Linked DNA regions of Homo sapiens: region 2 is linked to region 1. A link is an interaction called in ENCODE POLR2A ChIA-PET data of the cell type or tissue named here. Cell type or tissue: PC-9. All regions are shown on one strand. Each heading gives the region's core, and the rest is flanking DNA. Links, peaks and the distances in the headings are about the cores only. Region 1 overlaps AKR1D1 (aldo-keto reductase family 1 member D1). Region 2 holds the start of LOC124900243 (small nucleolar RNA SNORA51).

Region 1 (4,396 bases), core at 125-4,124:
ACTCTCTGATCTGTGGTAACAAAACACCACAATATTCTGTGGTGCCAAGTAATACGCTAGCTTCATGCACATAGCTATTGGCTCATGGTGCAGAGCTTCATGCACATAGCTATTGGCTCATGGTGCAGAGCTTCATGCACATAGCTATTGGCTCATGGTGCAGAGCTTCATGCACATAGCTATTGGCTCATGGTTGCCAGGGTGCAGAGACCTGACCTTTGGGCATCTGAACTCACCTTAAAGGCCATGGGTACTTCAATGATGTAAAGATCCACATAATCTAGCTGGAGGACCCTGAGTGTCCTCTCCAGGGTTGGGCGGACCATCTCTGGGACATGATTTGTAGCCCATAGCTGAAAGAATCAAAGAGGGAGAATTAACTAATGTCTACACGCTTTTTACGATAAGGCAGCCCCTTTTTCTTTGTAAAACACTCGTACACATTTTTTTTTTTTGAGATGGGGGGTCTCACTATGTTGCCCAGGCTGGTCTTTAACTCCTGGGCTCAAGCGATCTGCCCACTTCAGCCTCCCAAAGTGCTGGGATTATAAGCATCAGCCACCGTGCCTAGCCGCTTGTACACATTTTATTCACACATTTCATTTCACAAAAATATGTTTATGATGCAGTGTCATCTGAGTATAGGATGAGCTGATAAAACTCTTGACACTCAGAGCCTAGCTTGAGAGCTTGTTTGGAGGTTCTAGTAGGGGAGTGCAGCTACTCACATACACTTGACCTAAAAACCCTCCTCCTTCATCAGGGAAAGCCGTCCTCTTCCACTGAGAGTGCAGCTTCAAGAGGTACAATTGCCTAGACAGCCAGATCAGCTGAATTAGCCCTGGTGACTAATGGGGTGACATATGTTACAGCCAGATCACCCTCACATCTCCAGACATAATTTTATGCAAATCTACCACAAGAGACTTACAGATCCTCCTTGACCACAGAGTACCTAATTTGATGGCAGTCTTCCCCATTTCCGGGTGAATTTCCTGATGCTTAGTGCTTGCATTTTTCCTCATTGTATAACTAGGGTTACACAATGTTCTAGATGTCCTGACCTAGCGTGATACTTTATTGTCATGCCACTCTGATAAAATGAGCAAGGAATATGGTTATGCGTGTGGCTTCACTGGGTCCTTCACATTGTGACAGGTGGTGTGAAAGCCTGGTGAAATTTTAAATTAGTGCATAGATTTAGATTTGCTTTCACTGATCTTTTGTTCTTATTTGGTCCTACTTAGACCCCAGAGCAATTAAATTACTCTTTCGCTAAGGCATTACATAATGAAGGATCAAGGTTTGGTTGATCCTACTGGAGCATGTGTACCCTTAAGTGTCTGAGACATACGGTGCCAAGGTTGCTTATACCCACAGGACAAATTAGTACATCTTTTGGAATATCAGTTTTGCTCACAGATTTTTTTGGGGGGATATAAGTTTAGAATCATACTTTTCTTTTTTCTTTTTTTTTTTTTTTTGAGACGGGGTCTTGCTGTGTTGCTGAGGCTGGAGCGCAGTGGCTTGATCTTGGCTTAGTGCAACCTCTGCCTCCCGGGTTCAAGCGATTCTGCTGCCTCAGCCTCCCAAGTAGCTGGGATTACAGGCACCTGCTACCACGCCTGGCTAATTTTTGTATTTTTAGTAGAGATGGGGTTTCACCATGTTGGCCAGTCTGGTCTCGAACTTCTGACCTCAAGTGATCCTTCCTCCTCTGCCTTCCAAAGTGCTGGGATTACAGGCTTGAGCCACTGCACCCGGCCTGAATCATACTTTTTTTGGTCACAAGAAAGGGTAAGCAAAATTGGTAATATCTGATTTTTTCCTCTGTTGGACAATGATTTTTTTCTTGCCTTAAAAACACAGAGAAAATTTAACATGAAGAGAGTAGTGGAAAAATGTGTTACGTGTGTTTTGATTGCTACTCTGGGTCTCTTTGGTGTTCCTATTGCAATCCCATCTAAGTGGAAATTCTGTTTGATATTTATTTTACTTTCTTTTTCATTCCTGGGCATAGGCTGATGATATTTTAATTTACTTTTATTCAACAAACATACATAGTATTAGCTTTGTGCCAGGTTCGGTGTGAGTGCTTTGTAAATGTGAACTCATAACAACTTTATGAAATAGTTGACATTATTATCCCCATTTTACAGAGAAAAAAAATTGAGGTCCAGAAATGCTAGGCAACTCAGCCAATAGTGACAGATCTGGGCCTCTGACCTGGGCAACCTTGCACCAGTCTAGGCTCTTAATCACCCCCACATTGCCTCTCAGGTGCTGCTGAGCTGCAGTGAAGACAGTCCTGATGAGGCAATAGCAATGGCACATTACATGAACTCAGCTGCACACACTGTTTCTGTTTACGTAAGTAAACACCAATATTTCGCCCAAGTATGCTTTATTACATACAGCCCATATTGACATTGTATACGTATAAATATTGCTTTCTATTCACAACTGTACTTTTTGGACAATTTAAAGGATTAAAGTTAAAGGACAATTTAAAGCATGTTTTGACCACCTTTTCCTTGTATGCTAACTTTAGCCTCTATCATAGTAAGAAATGACTCCTATAATATGAGTCATTAAGCAAAAGGCTTGCATAATGTGCCTGCCCAGGAAGCCTACATAGCTGGCTTTTGGATTGGTGACCTTATGAGCTTGTTTTTTTTTTTTTTTAATTTACGTTTGTTTGCTTTTATTAAACAAAATCTGAATACCATGTCTGAGTTAATTACATTTGCTCAAATGCTTTTTTTTTTTTGAGAGAGGGTCTCGCTGTGTCACTCAGGTTGGAGTGCAGTGATATGAACATGACTCATTGCAGCTTTGACCTCCCTGGCTCAAGCCATCCTCCTGCCTCAGCCTCCCAAGTATCTGGGACTACAGGTGCAAGTTACCATGCCTGGCTAATTTTTGTATTTTTTTTTGTAGAGACAAGGTTTTGCCATGTTACCCAGGTTGGTCTTGAACTCCTGAGCTCAAGCAAAACACCTGCCTCGGCCTCCCGAAGTGCGGATTAGAGGCGTGAGACACCGCACCCAGCCAAATACATTTTTAAAACCCTCTTTCTCTCCCCTAAATGCTACTCTGCTTACTTCTCCCAAACTAATAAATAATTCGTTAATATGATACAAGAATGTTGAAAATCCTATTTTGCATGATTTTGGTCTCATTTGAACACTTATCTTTCAAACAAACAAACAAACAAACAAACCCAAACTGTTATTAAGTACTGCCTACTCATGAGTGCAATTACACACACACACACACGGAAGATGAATAATAAAATGAACAACTGAAACCTTCTCACTGTCCCCAGTGGAGGCTGAAGGCAAGATCTCACCTTTCCACAGTAGAAGATATCTTCCCTCCGCACCTTTCCTTCTGCTATCTTCTCCCTGATGGCCTCCCCAACTTCGTGTTCATTTTGGTAGATGTAGGCCCCATCAATATGTCGGTACCCTGTGTCAATAGCAACCTTCACCGATGTTGCACAGGCTCCCTTAGGGGTCTGAAGTGACAAAGAGGTTGGGTTTGGGGAAAAGAGAAATGGTCTTTCCTTTAATAATCATTAATCAGGACATTTTGCATGTACATTCCTTTACAGCTAAAATGACACATTCCCAATTCCTTGCTGTTGTGATTGGAAGATGGTGTTCAGCAGCAGGAGAAACTGACCTCCCAGGGGCCTCCGCTCCCTCAGTGGGAGACACCATCTGTCCCAGGTCTGCCCTCAGCTTCGTGGCATCAAAAATGTGATTTGATCAATATTTCCTGTGACAAGAGAATTCATGGAAGCCTTTTTACAGGAGGGCACAAGCTGATTGAAGAAGGCTAAATTATAAATCAAAAGGTTGGGTAAACAAATTGAGATGTATCCACAGAATGGAATACTCCTCAGTAATAAAAAGGAATGAAGTGGGCCTGGTGTGGTGGCTCACACCTGTAATCCCAGGACTTTGGGAGGCTGAGGCAGGAGGATTGCTTGAGGCCAGGAGTTTGAGACCAGCCTGGGCAACATAGGGAGACCCCATCTGTACAAAAAGTAAAGTAATTAGCTGGATGTGGTGGCATGCGCCTGTGGTCCCAGTTACTTGGGAGGGTAAGGTAGGGGGATTGCTTGAGCCTGGGAGTTGAAGGCTGCAGTGAGTCATGATCATGCCACTGTACTCCAGACTGGGCAACATAGACAGACCCTGTCTCAAAAAAAAAAAAAAAGAAAAGAAATGTAGCATTGATGACAACACATAGTATGGATGAATCTCAAAATAATTATACTGAGTGAAAGAAGCCGGACCAAAAAGAATAAATACTTTAGTTTTTCTCTTCTAGCATTTTATATAAATGGAATCATAGTCTGTGGTGACAGACATAGATCAGTGATTGC
Region 2 (4,396 bases), core at 314-4,313, 97 kb before region 1:
CCTGTAATCCCAGCTACTTGGGAGACTGAGGCAGGAGAATTGCTTGAATCCAGGAGGCAGAGGTTGCAGTGAGACAAGATCCAGGCTGGGTGACAGAGCAAGACTCAGTCTCCAAAAAAAAAAGGAAACATTAAAATATATGAATTGGCTGGGTGCAGTGGTTCATGCTTGTAATCCCAGAACTTTAAGAGGCCCAGGCAGGCGGATCACTTGAGCTTAGGGGTTCAAGCCTGGGCAACGTGGTGAAACCTCATCTGTACCAAAAAAAATATAAAAATCAGCTGGGCATGGTGGTGTGTGCCTGTAGTCCCAGCTACTCAGGAGGCTGAGGTGGTAGGATGGCTTGAGCTCTGGATGTGGAAGTTGCAGTGAGCTGGGCAGCAGAGTGATACCCTGTCACAAAAAAACAAACAACAACAAAAACAAAAACAAAAATGAATTGATATTGTTAAAACTAAATCTTCCTTAAAGTTAAGGTTTATGAGTTTCCAGAAAGATTTCCATTTTTGTAATTTGATACTTAAATGGAAAGAAGCCACAGTTAATCTTATTCAGTGTTAGGTGCAGTAAGTTCCTCTTCAAAGAGTTGAGTTGGCTTGTTCAGCTTCCTTGTTCTTTGTTCTCTGTTTTCTTTTTTTCTTTTTTTTTTTTTTGAGACAGAGTCTTACTCTGTCACTCTGTCACCTAGGCTGGAGTGCGGTGACATGATCTCGGCTCATTGCAAGCTCCGCTTCCTGGGTTCATGCCATTCTCCTGCCTCAGCCTCCCAAGTAGCTGGGAATACAGGTGCCCGCCACCACTCCCAGCTAATGTTTTTGTATTTTTAGTAGAGACGGGGTTTCACCGTGTTAGCCAGGATGGTCTCGATCTCCTGACCTCATGATCCGCCCGCCTCGGCCTCCCAAAGTGCTGAGATTACAGGTGTGAGCCACAGCGCCCGGCCTATTCTTTGTTCTCTATTTTCAAGCCTAACTTCCTCGTTCTTTATACTTCTTCTTGCCCCTAGTTACAGTAAATAACCTTCCCGCCAGCCTTAATCTGTAACTCACATCTATTTCTTATGTGCTCTGCAATTGCCCTTCCTGCCAAAACTACCCCTCCAGCCTTTGCTGCTCCCTAACACGCCCGGACATGCCTTGTACTGTAACAAACAGCCTCTCCCTTCCCACCAAGTTAGCCCTATTCAATTTTAAACAGTAGCCAATCAAGTCACCTTAGATTGTGTAGTCGGACTCCAGCCAATGGGGAAAGGACACAGCTACAGGAGCTGCTGCGTTAGGGATAAAAACCACTGCCCTACCCCACTCTGTGTGCTATTGCCATGGCCAGGAGTGTGAGCAGCACCTTCTGCAGAAGTAAATTTGCCTTACTGAGAAATCTTTTGTTCGAGTGCTGGTTTTCTTTATGACTCCGAGCTCTTATTTCTAACATTCAGTAACAACTGCTAAGCAATAACCTAATTGCCCTTTTCTCTTATCCCCAGTCTCTCACCTGAGGTCCTTTTAAGTAAAAAAATTATTATTTCTGAGGAGAAATAATTACCTGTCAAATATGAGTGACAAATTCAAACTGTAACTGGTAGGCACTGAATCCTTAGCTCAGTGTCAGTTTGGGCCTGGATTGGTTGTTTCAGAAGCTGAAATCTTGTAAGTTTCAGCCTCAAAGATTTGTGGTGTTAGCCTCCTGGTGCTCAGCACAGGATGTGTTCTTACCCTAACCAAATAGAAAGAGTAGGCTGAATTAACCTATGCCATATACACCTCAACCCAGGCCCTGCAACTCCTCTGTATTGTCAATGGGTGGACATGGAGGGGGATTAAAAAAAAAAAAAAAAAAAGAAAGGCCGAGCATGATGGCTCATGCCTGTAATCCCAGCACTTTGGGAGGCTGAGGTGGATGGATCACCTGAGGTCAGGAGTTCAAGACCAGCCTGGCCAACATGGTGAAACCCTGTCTCTACTAAAAATATGAAAATATTAGCTGGGTGTGGTGGCACGTGCCTGTAATCCCAGCTCTTTGGAAGGCTGAGGCAGGAGAATCACTTGAACCTGGGAGGCAGAGGTTGCAGTGAGCCGAGATCGTGCCACTGCACTCCAACCTGGGCGACAGAGCAAGACTCTGTCTCAAAAAAAAAAAAAAAAAAGAAAGAAAGAAAAAAATGATTGATGGCACCACTCACCGCCTGCAGTGGTTTGATCAGAAAATACACCACTTGCATGAATAATTTTAGATGCAATTTTTGAAGCCGATGTATTTATTGAGTAATTATGACAGATGGAGGAAAAATGACATGTAGTAAGTTAAATTCTTGTCTAAAATTGTTGTTCAAAACATGTGAAGCACAATTAAATTATTCTGAAGCAAGATTTTTTTAAAAAGCAGGATTTTCTTTTGGTGTGATTAGGCTCTGTTAATTACTCTCTTATTCTATGTTTAGAATGAAAAGGTGGGCGTCATTACCCAGTGCAGCTGGATTAACAATAACAGCCCGCCCACAAAAGAAGGGGAGGACTTGTCTTAGACCCTATTAGGATCACAAGGCCTTTGTAAGTATGCCGATCAGACTTCCTTGAACCTTGGAGACATCTCTGAGAAAGAAATGTTCTGTCACTCTGAAAACATTCCTGAGGTGGGTCAAGCATGACCTAATCATAACACAATGGATTCCTTTTATGACCAACAGGAGAAAACACTCTATGGTAAAATGAATGCCTTGCACTATATACGCCTATTTAAATTTGAAAGCCTGGGAAATTCACTACCCGGCATGGATGACTCACCCACTAACGAAAATAGCATGAAATACACGCTGGTAACTGCCAGTGACTTCTTTCCATTCATCTGTAGGGAAGCTCCAAGAGACAGTTTCCTTTTGGGACTTTTTGTCTGTGTATCTGCTTAAAAATTGTTAAAAGAGATTTCTGGAAATTGTATTTTGCAATTTCCTCCCATCTTTCTCCTTTTCCTTCTCCTCCTTCTTTTGCTCCTCCTTTCCTCCTCTTTATTCTCTTCTTTTCCTTCTCCTTGGGCATTTCCATTTGAATTTAGGTGCAGCATTCGGTGCAATCTAGGACCATTCTTGGTATGGGAATTGAATTTGGGTCACAGGTGGAGCCTTTAGCCTTACGATGATGAAAAGAATATTGCACTAGCATTTAGAAGAACTAGATTGGTTCTGTTTTAAGTATCAGCACTGGAATTGCAACTCAGGTTTTCTGATTTCAAACCCTGTACTCTTTGAAACACACCATTATTTCTTCTGTTCATTTTTGTCCTGACATCATTATATCATTTGGATATCAAATTTTTAAAATTAATTAATTTTTTTGAGACTGAGTCTCGCTCTGTCACCCAGGCTGGACTGCAGTGGCATGATCTTGGCTCACTGCAACCTCCGCCTCCCGGGTTCAAGCAATTCTCCTGTCTCAGCCTCCCAATTATCTGGGACTACAGGCACATGCTACCACACCCAGCTAATTTTTGTATTTTTAGTAGAGACGGGGTTTCACCATATTGATCAGGCTGGTCTCAAACTTTTGACCTCAGGTGATCCACCCACCTTGGCCTCCCAAAGTGCTGGATTACAGGTGTGAGCCACTGCATCCATGTCTCCATCCATCTGTAATCCTAGATTACTGGATATCAAATTTAATAGGCAACTACTAAATATTGTGGGGTTTCCTACTTGGAGAAGGTAGATTAGGATAACAGGGTATACAATTTTCCTGGGACAGATGGGTCTGGGTTGGGGTATATTCAGAATAGTTATTCCCTGAATCAGTTGTATTACTCAGAAAAGCCTATTTTGGCTTCACAGAAGGAAGGCCAAGGTGAAGTCTGGAGGGAAAGAGAATAAAAAAAATATTAGAATAAACAAAATGACTAGCTGGGAAGGTGTGTGATTTGAATGTCCCTGAAAGAGATATGTCGAAGTCCTAACCTCTGGTACCTATGAATGTGATCTTATTTGGAAATAGGATCTTTGCAGATGTGATGAAGATAAAATGAGGTTGTACTGGAGAAGAGTGGACTCTATTCCAATGACTGGTGTTCTTATAAAAAGAAGGAAATTTAGACGTGGAGAAAACGTCACGTGATGATGGAGGCTTGGGGTGATGTGTCTACGAGTTAAGGAACAACAAACAAGGAACTACCCAGGCTGGGCGCAGTGGCTCATGCCTGTAATCCCAGCACTTCAGGAGGCCAAGGTAAGAGGTTAGCTTGAGGTCAAGAGTTGGAGAACAGCCAGGACAACACAGTGAGACCATGTCTCTTTAAAAAATAAAAACAAACTAACTGGACGAGGCGGCACACGCCTGCAGTCCTAGCTACTTGAGAGGCTGAGGTGGGAGGATCGCTTGAGCCCAGGTTGAGGCTGCAGTGAGCCGTGACTGCA

Evidence for each region. Peaks named below come from ENCODE experiments on the same cell type or tissue, not always from the same donor. Only the 100,000 strongest peaks of a DNase experiment are listed, where the experiment ranks them.
Region 2: POLR2A ChIA-PET joins it to region 1 with 6 read pairs; 2 of 35 experiments call an interaction of 5 or more read pairs at or near these places.

The regions. Positions count from the first base shown.
Region 1 is chr7:138,087,725-138,092,120 of GRCh38, reverse strand. AKR1D1 (aldo-keto reductase family 1 member D1) reads right to left here. Exons shown (of 9, transcript NM_005989.4): 2 at 3,353-3,520; 3 at 237-353. It also overlaps the pseudogene RN7SKP223. Among named protein-coding and RNA genes, the nearest start is that of AKR1D1, 13 kb to the right of the region's middle. In PC-9, for the core only: no CTCF peak of the experiment used is centred there; a DNase peak (open chromatin) is centred at 2,600; H3K4me3 peaks cover 838 bases; H3K27ac peaks cover 2,895 bases.
Region 2 is chr7:138,185,411-138,189,806 of GRCh38, reverse strand. LOC124900243 (small nucleolar RNA SNORA51) reads left to right here and starts at 1,678; the gene lies at 1,678-1,809. In PC-9, for the core only: no CTCF peak of the experiment used is centred there; a DNase peak (open chromatin) is centred at 2,686.